2 separate regions of the Mus musculus genome follow, and region 1 is linked to region 2. A link is a loop called in an ENCODE intact Hi-C map of the cell type or tissue named here. Cell type or tissue: gastrocnemius. All regions are shown on one strand. Each heading gives the region's core, and the rest is flanking DNA. Links, peaks and the distances in the headings are about the cores only.

Evidence for each region. A loop is a pair of places that touch in the nucleus more often than their neighbours do. Peaks named below come from ENCODE experiments on the same cell type or tissue, not always from the same donor. Only the 100,000 strongest peaks of a DNase experiment are listed, where the experiment ranks them.
Region 1: a loop joins it to region 2, with 13 times the contacts of the local background. A loop is called at or near these places in 38 of 42 quality-filtered maps.

The regions. Positions count from the first base shown.
Region 1 is chr13:114,789,507-114,798,122 of GRCm38, forward strand. All of the region lies in intron 1 of Gm34790 (a long non-coding RNA gene), which reads right to left. Among named protein-coding and RNA genes, the nearest start is that of Gm34790, 24 kb to the right of the region's middle. In gastrocnemius, for the core only: CTCF peaks have their summits at 2,214 (motif pointing left) and 4,000 (motif pointing left); a DNase peak (open chromatin) is centred at 3,992.
Region 2 is chr13:113,874,004-113,882,619 of GRCm38, forward strand. All of the region lies in intron 1 of Arl15 (ADP-ribosylation factor-like 15), which reads left to right. Among named protein-coding and RNA genes, the nearest start is that of Arl15, 84 kb to the left of the region's middle. In gastrocnemius, for the core only: no CTCF peak of the experiment used is centred there; a DNase peak (open chromatin) is centred at 3,602; H3K4me3 peaks cover 370 bases.

The sequences.
Region 1 (8,616 bases), core at 394-8,393, 920 kb after region 2:
GAGATGTTCTCCAGTATCCCCACAGAGCTGATGAACAGTTCGCTCAGTGTGGTATAAATACATAAAGGATTTATTTCTTCCAGTCACTGCCTTCAACCATGCCTAATCCATTCTTCATTTCTTGTCACTTAATACCATCTGGGATAGATCCCATAAATTTCCAGTCACTTTGAGCCACTAAAACTCATTACACTTACTTTAAAGCATCAATCTCAATTTTTATTTTAATCCCTTCCCTCCCTTGGGAATCTTTCTTGTGTGGTCTTCATACAAGTCAAGTCTCTGGGTGGGTTCAGGAGGACCCTTCTACTCTGTGGTTGTCTGTCCAGGAGATCCAGCTCTTAACTATATGTCTTCTACTTTCACCCCTCATTGCCTAGTGCCACAAACCTATAGCTTCTTATTACCAGAATTTTGTTTGGAACAGTTACCGCCATGAACAAGGGCAAGAGATTTGAAAGCTGGCCACTTTTTGTAATACCTACTTGGACTACAGTCAGCTCAGTTGTCTTTGCCACAAGTGATGGTAGAGACGAACTACCTCTTTGTTTGTCCCCCGTCCCTCTTCCTCTCCTTGCCCACCCCATTTCTCTTCGGTGGTACTGGGAATTGAACACAGTACATGTAACTTACCTATAGGTAGGTGCTCTACCATTGAAGTATATTCTCAGCCTTCTTTTTACATTTTATTTTGAGATAGCTCTCCCTAAACTACCTAGACTAGTTTTAAACTCACTTTGTATCCCAGGGCAGACTTTGAACTTGTGACCTTCCTGCCTCAGCCTCTTGAGAAGCTTGGATTACAGGCCTGTATCACAGATCTAGCCCCGTTGACTGTCTTTGGCTGTTTATTTCCCAACCCAGACAGAAACATGTGCACGTTAAATAGTAGGGCTCACTCAGGCTTCTAGCCAGGAACTCTATCTTCTTCAAGAGTAAGAATCTGCAGGCTCCAGGCTCTGAGCCCTTCTTTTGAACCTTCTTGTTTTTGTCTCAGTGGAAGAGTACCTTCTTGTTCTCCCTGGATAGAAGAGATGAGTTATTTCTGATCCCAAACCATAAAGTTTCCTCAAAGATAAGGAGTCCATTGAGCCCCACCCTTTCCTCTCAGTACCCTTAGTTTGTAAAGACTAAACAAGTAGTTGCTTCAGTTCTTCAGCCTTTATTTATATCCTGATCAATTGAGTGATGCGATTGACCGATTGTTGACCACTCTCCCTAGAGTCATGTCTGAGAAAGCACTGCTCAATAACTTCATAGATTGTTCCATTTGGTAAATGAACTAGGGCACTTTTCACTAGGAGGGACAGAAAATCTGATCAAATATACTCTAGTAGTGAGGAAATGCGTTTATTGCCTCACCTATCTTACAAGTCTAAGCAGAAAAATGAACTTCATGCCACAATGATTCCCATCTCCTAAACCCCTCCTTACATCTTTCTGTAGATGAAGAAATAGTTGATCAAAGAATCACAGGGCTTTTGTGGAGGCCCCCAAGACTCACAGCATCAAGCGATACCTGTGTTCTTACAAATACCCTGGAATGTGACCTGGCTTTTGTACATGTCACTGACCACACTGCAGTGCTCAAAAATAAATTATGCTACCTCGAGAGTGAGTTGAAGTTTGGAAATTGCTTTCCTCCATCCTTTCCATCAAAGAAGGTCAAGCATCTTCCACATCCAACCATGCCCAAACATATTCACCTAGACACATACACAGACAGCAATGCATTTAGCAGAATTTGGACACAAAACGGAGGCACTTAGTGCTCTTGTTTTGTTTTTGTGTTTAAAGCAATACTGTATTTGTCCATTTTTTTAATTTAAACACATTCTAATATTGATAATGATGTTAATTCATATTTTTAACCTATATGCCCCACAGCAGCAGCAGCAGCAGGCTGGCCTGAAACTCACTCTGCAGCCAAAACTGGTTTCTAATCTTCCTGCCTCAGCCACCCAAGTGTTGGTGTTACAGGTGTGCACTGTCATGGCCTGTTTAACATTTACCTTTTAAATGAGATAATGCCACATTTAAATTTCATTTTAAGCAATCCGAAATGTTACTTTGGAGGAGAGAATAGTAACAAAGTTAACCTTCCCAAGCAACTATGTGTGTGCATTGAATATTTTGCATTACAGCATAGATACAGTAACAATTCACTATATCAAATTAATATTCTGATGATAAGATATCAACTAGCTCCCTCTGGTGGCACTGATGATTTAAGCTGTTGGAGAAGAAAGATGTATAAAACAGTAGTGAGGCTGTCATTTTTTTTTTTGGAAATACTTTTGATGTCTTTGAATTAATTACATAGGTGTTTTAATGCAAAAAGTCTAGAAAAGGAGTTAACAAAGGAGGAAGAATGTCTGCACAGATTTATACTCTAAGCCTTTTTCTTCTTTTCATCTGGCATTATTTGACTGTCTTAATTCAAATTAGAGCTTGTTTAACTAAGTACACTTATATTTCATCTCGAAGTTGAACTAGATTATGTTCATTACAATATAAGTGGAATGCTTTATGAATCCTATGGTAGAGATCCCATGGGGTCTTCATCTCAATTGTTCTCCTATAGCATCTGACCTATCGAAGATTCTCTTAATGCCCTTTTCCCTAGCGAACGGTTCTCACCGAGGGCTGAAGGAGTTCTCAGCAAGTGGGCAATCCTTCAGCAATGTCAGCAGCCACATCCACCTCCAGCTTCTTGGTATAGAAAGAACAATCCTACTTGCTCAAAACCGAACGTAATTTTTTGACTGTAGAATTGTCTGGCATTCAAGATACTTGGTCAGATGCCCAACCAATACTTTGGAGAATATATTCAAGTTCAGTCAGTTAGTTAGATTAGATAATCTTTCCTGTTTCAGATGATTCCCAACCTTGCCTTTTTAACCTAGCATCTAACATTTGGGTGAAGCAATGTCTGTTGACCTTTCTTTAGTCCTAACATGGTTAAGATGTTTCAAATCATACAACACAAATCTGTACCTTTGTCTGAAATTATCCCTCTAAGAAAACCCTTGGAATCTTGAAAGAGACATTTCTAGTGTACCCTGACGGCCAGTGGACCGTGGTAGTGATGGAAGATCCTTTCACCATAATTTTTAAGTGGTTGTACTTCAATGAGGTGTATATTGGCTAGTCCTCGCAGCAAGGTTCCCGGTATGGATAAGGGTGGCATTTTAATTCAGACTGATACATGGGCAATATGAAAGGTAGAAGCACACTCATTCCAGGGCCACATGGGAACATCCTGGGGTTAAGGGTAAGTGCTGTACCTGAAGCACAAATAGACCTGTGCTTTGTTCTTGTTAGACGAGAGGCCTTGAGTGTTTGCCTTCTCTTCTTTGCTTATAACATGTAAGCATGATCATCTCACCAGGCGTTTGTGAAATATAAATATTACTGAAAATTGGCTGCACAGAGTACGGAGTCTGACATTTAAAAAAAAAAGACTCTTTAAGGCTCTTTCTTCTCTTAGAGAAGGGAAGGAACAGTTTTAAAAGTGGGGTCATGGCAGGAAGTACTTGCTCTGTCTAAGACAAGGAAGGCAGATGACACGCTAAACACAAATTTCTTGTATATGATTAGATTGTGTCCACGCATTTTCCCTGATAGTATTATCTTGTGAGTAAAAGGATAATTCCTCCATCTTTCACGCTATTTTGTAATATTCTGCGCTGGCTTTACTGTTTGGGACACTCTTTCATCTATCAGGTTTGGCTTGGCACAGTGGAAGATCCTTAACTGCCCTGAAATTTCCATCTGTCTGAACAGAATCCCATGTTTTGTACCTACCTTCCTTTGCTCTGAGAACAGCATCGAAAGACAGTAGCAAAATCTGTCAGGAAACCTCAGCTTCCAACTTATCCTCGTGATTTATCTATGACGATCTAGTGGTATTCAAAAGATGCATAATTAAAGTCAAGTTTTAGAGGCTAGTGTTTGCAATTGTTCATTGAAATGGTGCCATCATGTGGTGTGAGTAGGAACAACATGCATCCAGCAAGCCAGTACTGCAGATAGCAAGTTGCTTTTAGTTTTTTTTATATATTTAATTTCATGTGGAAAACAAATGATAAAATGAACCCCTGAACCAAGTGATTAGCTATCAAGAATCCTGGACGATGTTCACAAAGCACTGTGCTGCTTTGGACTGTTTAGTAATTTGATTTTCTTCCTTTTCTTTTTATAGTTTATTGAGTGTCTTTATTTATTTATTTTTACTTATTTACTTTACATCCTACTCACAGCCCCTCTTCCCAGTCAGTCCCTCCCACAATACTTCCTCCTCTTCCTTTCTCCTCTGAGTGGGTGGGGGCCCCCTGGGTATCCCTTACACCTTGGCACATGACTCAGACAAGGCATCCCATCTAGAAGAACATATCTCATGTATAAGCAACAGCCTTTGGGATAGTCCCCCTCCAATTGTTCAGGACCCACCGGAAGACCAGGCTATACATCTGCTACATATGAGCGGGGAGGCCTAGGTCCAGCCTGTGTATATTCTTTGGTTGGTGGTCTAGACTCTGAGAGCCCTAAGGGTCCAGGTTAGTTGACTGTTGTTCTTCCTGTGGAGTTCCTATCCCTCTGGTGGTCGCAATCCTTCCTCCTGTTCTTTCATAAGAGTGCCCAAGATCCATCCACTGTTTGTTTTAATAGTTTTACATTTTTAAATCAAAAGATAATTAAATCATTTGACCCTTCTCTTTTCTCCTTCAGATCCCTCCTACTGGTCCCTGACTTCCTTTCAGATTCATTGCCTTTCAGATTCATTGGTTATTTCTGTTACATTTACATAGGCATAAATATGCAAATACAACCCACTGAGTCCATGTAGTACTGCAGCACTCAGAGAGGAGCATCGCAGAAAATGACAGCTTGTGAAAATACAGGAACAATTGATCGTGGGTGCCCTAACAGGTACATCTACAACACAACTCCTGTACCTAAAGCTAAGGGGCAGAAAGGTTGTAAGGGCCAGAGAACCAGGAAGTCTGCTGTGAAATTGTGTCTCCTAGGAATTGCATGGAAGTTACACTCATAATCCTGTAACAATAGGGCTACCTAAGTAAGACCCTAACAATATCATCACTAATAGACATGCTAACATGGAAGTGGGAAATGTCAAGTGACCCAATCCCTTCACAGAGAACTATGGCAAATGAAGGACTGTGGAAAGACAAGGAGTTAAGAGCGCTCGTCCCTGAAACAATATATCTAAAAACAAATGTATTAATAATTAACATAGTTGACCAACATTAAACACATAAGTGTTCTGTGGTCTACATGGTAGATTGACCATATCTTAATTTAAATGGCAATGAAGAAATTAAAACATATAAAGGGGAAACCCCCTGGCAATGGGCAAGGAGAAACACCTGTTGTTGGTAGTGTTCTTATAGCAGTCAAGGGCAGAGCAGATGGCAGTCCCTTGTTCATCCTAGTCTGATGCCTGCTTTGGTGACCAAAGCTGTTTTATGCCTGAGACTCATAAATATCAAGTTGAAGAAAATAAAATCTAACATACACAGGCAGCTCAGTGAGGGAAAAGGAAGAGAGACAGAGACCTGTTGACCACCATGGCACCCACAGACCTGCCCTCCTGAGTCTGGCACAGGACACCACTTACCACCACACCACAAAACGTGGATGGGGGTGTTGTTACCCAGGGGCTTGGAGCAGGAACCACCACAGTGTGCAAGTATGCTGCAGTCAGATGGAAGAGGAAGAGAAGAAACTTGAACATTATGAAGAGAGATGGAACTGGAGACTTGAGAATGGAATGAAGTAGCCTGTTGTGAGTGGACAGCCCTGCCACCTCGGGCCATGGTGAGGTCCCAGCCGAAGCTGCCTCCAAGGGCCATGTCTGAGTCCATGGCTATGCAGTGCCAGGGGTCAGTGTTGATATCTGTGGCTCACATTACCATAAAGCTTCTTACAAGGTCATGAGCTTGGAAGAGCTATCCTTGCCCTTCATCAGCTGCAGGACTTGGGGGAGCAGGCTCTGCACCTCACCTGGGTAGCACAAAAGGGCTGGCCATGGTCAAGGGGGCATGTGTGAGCCAGCTCCAAGGGTGAGAGCATGGGAGAGTTGATCCTGCCACCCATCTGCTGTGAGGTGGCCTGTGTGTGTGCGTGGGTGATGCCCTCTTGCCCCTTATCACCTGCTGCAGTTGGGAGAGCTGACCCTGGGGTCATGAGAGCAGATGAGCTGGCCCTGTCCCTCACCCACTACAACACTAGGAAGAGCAAGTCCTGCATCTTGCCTGGGCAATCCAGTGAGTCAGACCCAAGGGTGTGAGTGGGTGAGATATCCCATGCCCTTTCTGCCTGTAGCACTCGGAAGAGTGGGTTCTCGAGTCTTGACTGGGCATCCTAGCAGAGCTGGCTTTGGAGGTGCGGGCACAGGTGAGCTGGCTCCAAGGGCATGAGGGCTGGAGAGCTGACCCTGCCTTCTGCAGATGGTGGCACTGGGTAGCCTAGCTGGAGCAGGTAAGGGAAAGCCTGAGTACTGACCAGCTCAGCTGCCACCCAGGCTGAGATTCAGGGCTCTGAGTTGGCCCATCCCAAAATCTGCATCATCTTCAAATGGTTGGGACTCGTGAAAGGGCTGGTTCTGCTGTTCCAAAGCTTCGGGATCTCCATGACACAGGGCAACAACAACAGGATTGTTGTGAGGACTCCCAGTGAGGATCTGTGATGGTTTGTATATGCTTGGTAGAAGATCCCAGCACCATGGGATAATCAACAAGAACGGCAGTGGCAATGGAGTGGATCAGCTTGAGCTTAGAGTGCTACAGAGGGCAGAGCTAAGTGACACCAGCCCTTTGGAGGAGCCCAGAAAATCATGTGTGGATCTCAGACATTGGAACAAGAAGCTGTAACGTTGATATCTGCTGAGGAAAGATGCTAACAGGGAATGAAACCAGAGCAGGAGAGAGAAGTTTGTTGCAGTCATCAAAGATGAAAAAGGAGTTGGAGATCTAACGACCACTTTGACATTAGAAGGGAGATGAAGAGTTTGGAGTTTGCCCTGCTGGTTTCTTGTCTTGCTTTGGGAATTATAGTTAAGTGATTGGATGAATCTCAGAAGAGACTTTGAACTTTGGACTTTTAACATTGTTGAGACTGCTAGAGACTATGGGGACTTTGGAAGTTGGACTAAATATATTTTTGCATTATGCTATGTTTAGGTATGCCTCCCCCAATAGACTCAAATGTTTAACAAGCCTATGGGGCCAGGGAGTAGAATGTGATGGTTTGTATATGCTTGGTTCAGGGAGTGGCACTATTAGGAAGTGTGGCCCTGTTAGAGTAGGTGTGTCATTGTGGGTGTAGGCTATAAGACCCTCACCCTAGCTGCCTGGAAGTCAGTCTTTCACTAGCCGCCTTCAGATGAAGCTTTAGACTCTCAGCTCTGCCTGCACCATGCCTGCCTAGATGCCACCATGCTCCTGCCTTGATAATAATGGGCTAAACCTCTGAACCTGTAAGTCAGCCCCAAATATATGTTGTCCTTTATAAGATTTGCCTTGGTCATGGTGTCTGTTCACAGCAGTAAAACCCTAACTAAGACAGGATCCAATATTCATGTTGTCACAGAAGCCAGAGATATTGAACCAGACCAATGATTCAACGCAATGAACATTTGCAAATGAAAATGTGTGATCAGAGAAGTATACTATGGGACACATGGGACACACTACAGCTTCCATGATGAAATATTTTCTATACTTTGGGTTGTTTTGTTGTTGTTGTTTGTTGTTGTAGTTGTTTGTGTGTGTGTTGTGTTTGGGGGGAGTAGGTTGTAAGGGTGAAGGATGTATATGAGGGGAGATGAGCAGGGGATTGGGTGCATGATGTGAAACTCATAACGAATAATAAAAAGTGTTAAACAAAATAAAGAGGTGGGAGAGAAGGGAGAGACAGAGGGAGAAGTAGAGGAGTGATGGGGGAGGAGAGAGAGTAAACAGGAGTAAGAATAAATGCTAGATGGGACATGGGACACGGAGGAATAGGATACAGTAGGTTGTGGCACAGTCTTGAGTATTTAAAGAGACAGATACACTGATAGGGTTTTAATTAGGCCTCAGAAACCCAAAGCTACAGATTAATGTGCAGCTGTGTAGGTTAAAAATGTAGTGACATCAAACATAGAGAAAGTGTAGATAGTGCCTAATAGAAGTCTTACCACTAACAGCTAGTGTTCATGGTTCAAGGTATTCTGTGTGCTACTGGAGGAAAAAAGGCAATCCTATCCCCCAGGTACAAACTCTGACCTGCCTGTGTACGCTGGTGTAATAGTGGTACACGTGTTATAGGAGTTATCCACTTTCACATTGGACGTAAGCCACATTCTATGAGATGGAAGCCGTACTTGACACTGCTACAGTGTCAAAGAACTGAGACTAGATAGGTGATGGGCCCAGGGAAAACTTAATTCTGTTATTCTGCTAAAACAATATGGCAATAAAATGGCTCCTAATTACATACTGCTGTCTCATAGATCAGTGTCTTGCTCAACCACCATCAGAGAAGCTTCTTCTTGCAGTAGATGGGAATGAGAAGAGATTCACAAAGAAAGTGAGAGACCTTGGAGCACTC
Region 2 (8,616 bases), core at 67-8,066:
CCCTCCTTGGCTTTTTTTGTTCACTGGACGGCTCTTGTAGCTGAGGGGCATCCATCCATCCCCCAGGAGTGGGAGAGGGCCTGGGGTTCGGGAAGCCCTTTCTTACCCTTCTAGGATTCATCCTTCATTTCACGCTGGCTCACTTTTGTTCTTACCTCTAGACTCCCTTCTGTTTTCCTTCTCCCCTTTCCCTCTTTTCTTGCTCTTTCTCTCTTCTGACTCTGCTCCTTACGTTTCTGGCCAAATATGTTTCTGGGAGCCCATGATTTGTTGCATGTTTGGGGGCTGTCCTGTTCTCAGCTTGATGGAAATTTGGCATTCGTGTAAAATCGGTTCCCTTACATCTAGGTCTTTGTGTGAAATCCACACTTAGGAAGAGTAGGGCTTTAGATAGATAGATTTGTTCTTGTACCAGTTAGAGTCTCATTAACTGATCTCTCTCTCTCTCTCTCTCTCTCTCTCTCTCTCTCTCTCTCTCCCCGTGTGTGTGTGTGTGTGTGTGTGTGTGTGTGTGTGTGTGTGTGTGTGTGTGCGTGTGCCCGCACACCATCACCTCAAGTGCTTTCCCTGTTGTAAAATAAAAGACAGGTCCCGGAAGAGCACTCTCTTTCAGCGTGGTTCATTTACAGTGAAGTCAGTCTCCTTGGCTCCTGTGTATCAAGGTGTGTTTCCCCTTCTCTCTGGGCCTTGGACACAATCCCGGGAAAAGCCCAGGAAATCATTTCTGTGACCCTGTCTCCCGCCTTCCATGAAACGTACCACAACCCTTGTACTATGAGCCTAAATGGAGAATATCAAAAGTGAACACAAAAACCCCACATACACCCACCCGACCTGTGATACAGACTAAAGGTAAAAAAGTGGGGATTCTTTTCTCCATTATGGTGAAGCCATCTGGGGAAAGAACGTAGGTTTTCAGTAGAAACAAAGTCTCAGATGGGAGAAGGGCCAGTGGCACCTCCCCGACCCGCGCCTTAAATTCTAGATTTTTGTTTAGGATTAAAGAGGAAGAAAAGACACATCGACCAACCCCACTTTGAATTTATAAACCTGGCCTTCCAGTTTACTGCTTGCCACCAGTTCCCAGAGGCTCCACCAAGAGTAATAAATGATATGTGTTGTGTCATCTGGGGGTTCTTGATGGTTTCAGAGAGAGAGAGAGAGAGAGACAGAGAGATTATATGGGGCTTGCTATTTAATTGAATTAGAAAATAGGTCTGTAAGTAAACAGAACCAGGACATAGTGTCCTGACTGTGCTCCGCGGTCTCTTGGAGTGCCCAGGGCGCTGAGAGAGTGGCATGATGGGAAGGTGCTGCTATTCCAGCGGAAAATGCTTGCGTCCTGGGATCCCCTACGGGGGTTTCCAGGTAAGGAGACGCGTCAAACTCGCGCCAGGAAGCCATCTACAGGGAGAACCCGGCTGACTAAAGTTCAGTAGCAGATTCCACACAGGGCTCTAGAAACTGTCTGGCTCCTTTAGAGTCTTCTGCAAAGGAAAAGAAAATGGAGTTTGTGGGAGGGTGGGAGTAAACTGTGTTTATCAGCTGGGTCAGCTTCTAAGCTTCTTTGACCTTGATGGCAAACACGTTTTCCCTGTCTGCCAGTGCCCTGTGTGGACATAGGGTAACCGGTAACTTTTCAGTGCCGTATAATCTGTAAACATGTATAAATCAGGGCACCGCGGTGGTCAGCCACTGCCCATACAGTTGAAGTTCTCATGCGGTTATAGGTGCATCATAAAATGAGGAGATTGGTTTTAAAATCTATCCCAGAAATGTCTTTATTTTCTGTGCTTAAGACCAGAGAGTCTGGTAAGTCTTGGCTTCAGTTAACACTGCTGCCTTTAATCTAAGATGTCAGTGACTTATTCTCACTGTGGCTACAGAAGGACAGATTTTTTTTTTTTCCCTTTTTGGTTTAGTTCCTGATTTTTTCAGACTGGTTACCCAATCGCTTTAAAGGACGTTTAGTATGAACAATGAGCCTTTGGACCACAAAGTTCCTTATGTGCTTACAATAAAACTACATTATGGAATGTTATCAGTGACTATTGCTTCTTTCTCTCTTTTTTTTCTTTCTTTTCTTTTCTCACAGAGAAACCACTATGATATACATTTCGTGGATTCAAAACCCAGACTTTAAAAAAAAAAAAAAAAAGGTCCCCAAAGAACTTGTATTTAATTAATATATAATTTATTTAATTAGTTCCCTGCCTCTTTTGTGGTGATTGTCTTGATTTCTGGTTCCAGTTTTTACAACAGGGAGAGTTTCAGGCATTTTTCTGGTTCACCTCACGTTGTCCACAAGGCGCCCCACCCTACCCTTCCCACCCCCGATCCTCTGGTTGGTGAACTTGAGACTTGGTGCAGTTTTACTCTCTTTCACGCCCGTCCTCTCTCTGTGGCGGCTTTGCAAAAACAGTTTTGTGCAAGCAGACATGACTTAACTCTACTCCGCACATAGAGAACTATTCAACTTCACTTTTATGTGTTTTGAATACTGCCTCATGCAAGACTGTGACAGCAATAAAGTATGCATGGGCAACCTTGTTTTAATAGCAAAAGGGAGCTGCTTTTAATTAATAAGTGGATCTCTTTATGTCTGGGATTTTCAGTTTATTTTGTGGTTCTTTAGAGTTCTTCAATTATGCGGCCTAAAAGGACTATGTTAGTGGAGACTAAACCCCTTTTAAAAATTCTGTCACCTAAATGTTTTCTGTCTGTAATCTCTGGGTTTTTTTTTTTTTTTTCTTCAGATTACTGTTTTTTCTTTCTTTTTTTTTCCTTTCTTTCTTCCTTTCTTCCTTTCTTTCTTTCTTTCTTTCTTTCTTTCTTTCTTTCTTTCTTTCTTTCTTTCTTTTTTTAAATGCAAAAACCAACAGGACCCCTCTGTAGCAGTTTTTGTCCAAAGCGTTAGCAGGTATAGCCCACAATTGCAACTTGTATACTGTAAGCCACAGTGGAACTCAGTACCACGTTCTCCAATGGATGATCTGCGTGCAGATCTGTACTCTTCACTTGGGACATCACAGAAGCTCCATTTAAACCAAAGGGTCCGGTTGTATTTCCTTCTCCTGACATCTGCTTGTAAGCGACTTAGAAATAATCAGTTGAACTCCTATAGGAGAACCATCTCCTGGAGGCTACAAGAGTCCTGGTGGCAACCATTGTGACAACCACCTTATCTATAGATTTTTTAATCAGCTCAGTCAAAACCTAGAATACCATTTTGTCTTATGACTTCCCCCACCAGATCGCTTTCATGAATGTCCATACGGGTGAGTGTATCCACGGGTGCTTGTTGCGGACTTATGCCTGTTTGTTCTCTTTGAAGCAAGATCTGCCTGAGAAACACACTTTGGGGATTGAAAGGAACTGTCTAGGCACGATCATTTCATAAATACAGGAGATAGTAACCTTGATGGGTTTTTCACAGAAGATCTCACATGTCAAAGCCAGAAAACAAAGCCACACTTTAGAATGGTGCTTAGAAAAAATGAAAAAAAAAAAATCTTTCTCTCTAAAAGTGAGACCTGGGTTTTTCTGATTTCTTTCTGGCATCTTGGCGCCGCTGACCTGGCAGTGTGTCACATCAGTCAGTAGATGGCAGTACTGTTCCACGGCAGCACTTTTTCAGATCCTTGGACGCACTGTCTAACATTTCATTACAGTCTAATTTTGAAAATGCCTGATTAGCTACATTAAGCAATGTTTGGGTGATTTTTTCCCCCCTTTTAAACTTACAGAATTACAACCACAGCCTGAAAGGAAGCCATTATTGGTAGACAACATGATTATCAGTTGCAATTTAGCCCGTGTAATAGGGGTGCAGTGCATAGATGTTTAATTATATTTGTAAAGGCAGTCAGTATAAATATATAAAATGGTTAACAAGAATGGTTATGATTTCCCAGTTATTTTAGATCAGTATTTTTATCTGACCTCTCCCTCGAGCACCACCGAATCATTACGGAGAATCACGCCAATGGAATAGTTCTTAGTTCTGCTGAGAAGTCTTGGCGTATAATTAACTCACTGACTAAGCTAGCTCACATCTGTACAGTGGATTTCTTTGGAAGTTAGGACAAGGGCCGTCCTTGGAAAAGGTGGATTATGTTCTTGTGTTGGGTCTCTGCAGGTCTCTCAGGCATTGTATAGTTCAGAAAAACAGGCTGTTCTTTCGGGTTTTTTTTTTTTTTTTTTGGGTTGTTGTTGTGTTTTGTGTGTGTGTGTGTGTGTGTGTGTGTGTGTGTGTGTGAGATCTAGATTATGTTAACCAGCCAGCTCTGTGGTTTAGGATGAATGTAAAATAAAAACATTGTCACTCGCACTGGAAACTTGTGCCGTTGGTTGGCAGTTGAGGCACTCCAAGACGTTTTCTTATTTAACATACTTGACTATGGGGAAACTCCATGTTGGATGGGGTGTTAAAATTGGTAGATCCTCCCTCCCCCCGTTAAGAAACAAAAGCATTATGTTATTAATACTACATTTGAAATGTTTTTGTTAGGAAATACTTTGGGAAGTGTCTTCCTTGGAAATTGAATGTTAAGAACATCAGAACATCACCCCCCCCCCCACACACACACACCTGTCAGTCTTTGGTTTTCTCATCGATTGACTGGATACATCACCAGCGCTGTAAAATCATAGCCCTGGGCTGGCCTTCTAAAAATTCACATTTTAGAAGCGGCAGTGCGTTCTTGCTGTGATCCCGCGTTGCCTCTGCATATTCCAGCAGATACACTTGAAGGACACGAAGCGTCTGCACTTTGCGGGGCAGAAGGGATTTGCCTCAGTTCCCATTTGAAGCTTCCTCTATGTGGGTAAATCTCTAGTAACCGTGCAAGCTGGAAATTTGCTGCATAAGCCACAGTCTTCTGATAGACAAAGCATGTAATTTCTCACTGGTTTTGCTGAGTAACCCACCGCCCGTGGCCTGGATAACACACTAGGACAATTCATCTAGTTGAATGTGTGTGTTTGTGCACATCCATACATACATAATGCAGACACTCCGATTATAACCACTATAAAATAGAATAAAATAAAATAAAATACGCCGGTGGGAATTTGTATGACTTAGGCCGAGTGAATGAAATAGAGACATGACATATTTATTGCCTCTTAGCAGACAGAGATAAGTATAATAATAACAACATATGCTAAGGTGTTTTGTGTCATGGACACCCCACCCTACCCCCATTAGGTTCTGATGGGAGATGATGTCAGCCAGCCAGGAAGCACAGGCATCAAGCTCACTGGTAGCACTGCCCAGTGGAGTGAAACACTTGCATCAAGCAAGAACTCCCTTCCAGCAGCAAGGTGGTGAGAGTCAGAGAGTGCCTCTGTGCCCTTTAATGATGTATTTTAAAATTGTGCCTTAAAATGGTAGAAGACATGTGTTTATGAAAGTGCTGCTCAATTCCAATTTTAATTTATTGGTACCTTATTGAATGTGGGGAAACGTCAAGATTCTTCGTGTTTTGACCCACACGCAGAGATTTCATGAGCAGTGTCCTTCTCCAGCCTGCTGTAGGATAAGGGTACAGGGGGTGGGGGTAGCAGGGGGTGTGGCGTGGGGGGCTTCATTTCTGTTTTATGCACAGCCAGACTTGCTCTTATGTTTGTAATATTTAAAGGAGTTCAATAGGAGGCCCACGATTCTTTGATCTGATGCCACATTCAGTTTAATGAGAAAGATTTTTCATATTGCGGGTATTGAACGTCTCCGCCACTTCAGACCGATACGTTATAATATTCGATTTACACCTTGTACCCATCTTTTATTTCGCATCCCCGAGTCCGCCCTCTTCCCCTCTGCTGAAACAGGTAATGACAAAGATCCTCCTCAGATCAATTTTTGTAAAGGGGCACCCCGACGGGTACCAAGACTGAAGCGTGACATGAGCCTTTTCCCAATACAATGGGTGGCCTAACATTCCTCTGGAAGCCAGGCTCATTAAATATTCGGTTCCTCCACCACCCTCCCCTTCCTCCCCTTCCCCCCCTCACACACTTCGCTCACTAAGTCTGGGGGTTTCTTCACTGAAGACTTAGGAAAATTGCTTTGCGTTCTCAGATTGAATTTTTTATGTGTATGACTTCATGATAGCATTAGCATGTGCTTTGATCCATGTGTGAATGGCACTGGGTCGGCGCTTATTGCCACATCCAGATGGTGTTACAGGGAACAAACAGTTGTGTTTTAAGATTTCTCAATAGACTGTCTAGACTGTCCGTGCAGCAGGCAGATACAGCCACCCATCAAATTAGCGTTTGTCAGATTTATGGTAATGGTTCACCAAAGCCTTCCTGTCATTGACATTAAGATTTACGCCTCCAAAGTTATTTTGTCTTCCACAGAATATAGCTTGCGATTGCTCGGATTTAAAAAAAAAAAAAAAAAAAGTTGAAGACAGAAAAGTCTCTGTGAATGTGAGCTGTTTCTGAATGAAAAGAAAAATATAAAAGGAATTAAACAGTGGCTGCGGCTCAGGGTCTGTATTGATTAGGGAAAGGCTCCCTTCCCGCCTCGCCCATCCTGTTCCCATCCCCCCACAAGTGATAAGACGGGAACTCCGAGGTGGCTGGTGTCTCCCATTTGCCCCTGGTGGAAAGAAAAACATGTATGTGGGGGACTGTGGCCAGATTTTGCCCTTTCATGTTGTTACTTCTAGTAATGTGATCTGCTGTCCCATCGCGGTGGGAGTAACCTTTTGACAGGCAGTATGTCCACTCTCAGTGGAAATGGTTTCCCATGTCTGGCCAGGCTGCCTTTGATCCTACCTCCTTCCAGCGTGGGGTCACAGCTACCACGGCTCTTCCGAGAGTCACAGGTTTCCTCGAGGAAAGCGAGAGACACAGGGGCTTAAGATAAATAAATAAATAAATGTGACCCAAATCCCTCTCCGGTGTTCAATCATCAATGCTACAGAGCTGGGGAGGGTCGCACATGCCATGCCACAGGGCATCTCTGGGTGGGACCTTTCAGGCGGAACCGACCGAGCACGCATTTTTTAATGCTTGGGTCACAGGGACGAGCCTTTGCGCCTCTTTCATCCAAAGCAGTTTGAGGAGTGAGGGCCATCTCCATCCTGAACATGCCGAGACATGTCTGGAACTGCGTTTTCCTATTATTGTCCCTTGGTGTGGATGAGTGGCTGGGAGGCTGTGGGCGGGCGGGAGGGTTAGAATTCTGAGACCGTGGCATGGCAGAGAGTATGGAGGGAACTGACTTGGTGGGGGCGGAAGGCTCCAAGCACCAAAGCAAGTTCTTTCATTTCTCTGAGACCTGGCATTTGGGAAAACCCACGCAGACCGTCTTGATATGTCAGAGTGGAGATAGAGAAGGGTGTCTTGTCTTATTCTTCCCCAGGCAGTAGTAATGGAGGTGGTATCTATTACTGAGTGCAAGGAGGGATTAGAGGGCTCCCTGATAGCTCTCTCTGGTCCCCTTGTGGCTTTTCCTTGCTGCTTCCAGGTTCTTCCTTCCCTTTTGGCCCTTGCCATTCAGCCATCCTTTGGTAGACTGCCAAGAACTCTGCTTTTAAAGGCCTCTCCTATGTGGGTTTGAACTGAATTGTGAACGGTTTGTCAGCTGCATCAAAGATGCTGTAATTTGGGGTTCAAGGTAAATCTCTCTGCATTATGTTCCATCCCCTCCCCCCCAGAATAGTGAAATAATGGCTTTTCAGCTTTGCTTCCATTCAAGACTTCCCGTTCTATGTCCTAAGTTACATTTTTCCTGCATTGATTCCTCAGGATATTAGGGTTTCTCTTTATTTGCTTTTTAGCATGAGTTATGACCAATTTATTGGAAAGAGTCTGATTACCTAAGTTGTAAACTTAGATGATTTCCCAGAAAAATAGTGGGAACATTTTGTTGAATGATTTTTTTTTTCTCCTTCCAAAGCTGCCCCTTGCCTCTTGCCGTTTCTTTCTTCTCCTTGTTCTACTTAACTCGAAAGGTTACTTACTCACTTTGTATTCTGCGACGCACATTTCTTCTGGACACTCTGTGATCTTTCCTAAGTTTTGATGAACTAGTACATTGTTAAGGGGACCATCATTTGGGTGAGGTCTTCCAAGCTCTGCTAAAGATGCGTTGCCATCCTGTCTTTCCACAGACTCTTCAGGGTTTTGACAGTAGAGAGGGTGCTGTAGGGTGTCCAGTCCTTGGCCAGCTACAGCACTTACCATTTTGGACTTGAAAACTATTTTAAATTCGCTGTAAGAAGAAACAGTATAAATTTTACAAGACACATTTATAGTGTTTTTAAAAAGTTAACTACCCTTCTTACACTTTTGTTTTGCGGGAAATTGGAAGGGTTGAATGGAATGCTAGTCTTTTAGCAATGTGTGAAGTTCTTTAAGTAAAATCCCCCCCCCACCCCCCACCTTTAGTTAAAGGCTCTCCTCTCTCCTCCACAATGGTCATTGGAGTTTCCTGTTTTTCGAAGGGAGTTATGACAGTCCATTTTATGCCTTGTTTATTTGATCAGATGACATATTTAAAGGAACCACAGGATGTTAGAGCTTTAGGGGACCTTAGAGGGGGTCTTATTTAACAACCTCATTTTTCTAGTTGTAGAAACGGCGGTTTGGATAGGTTAA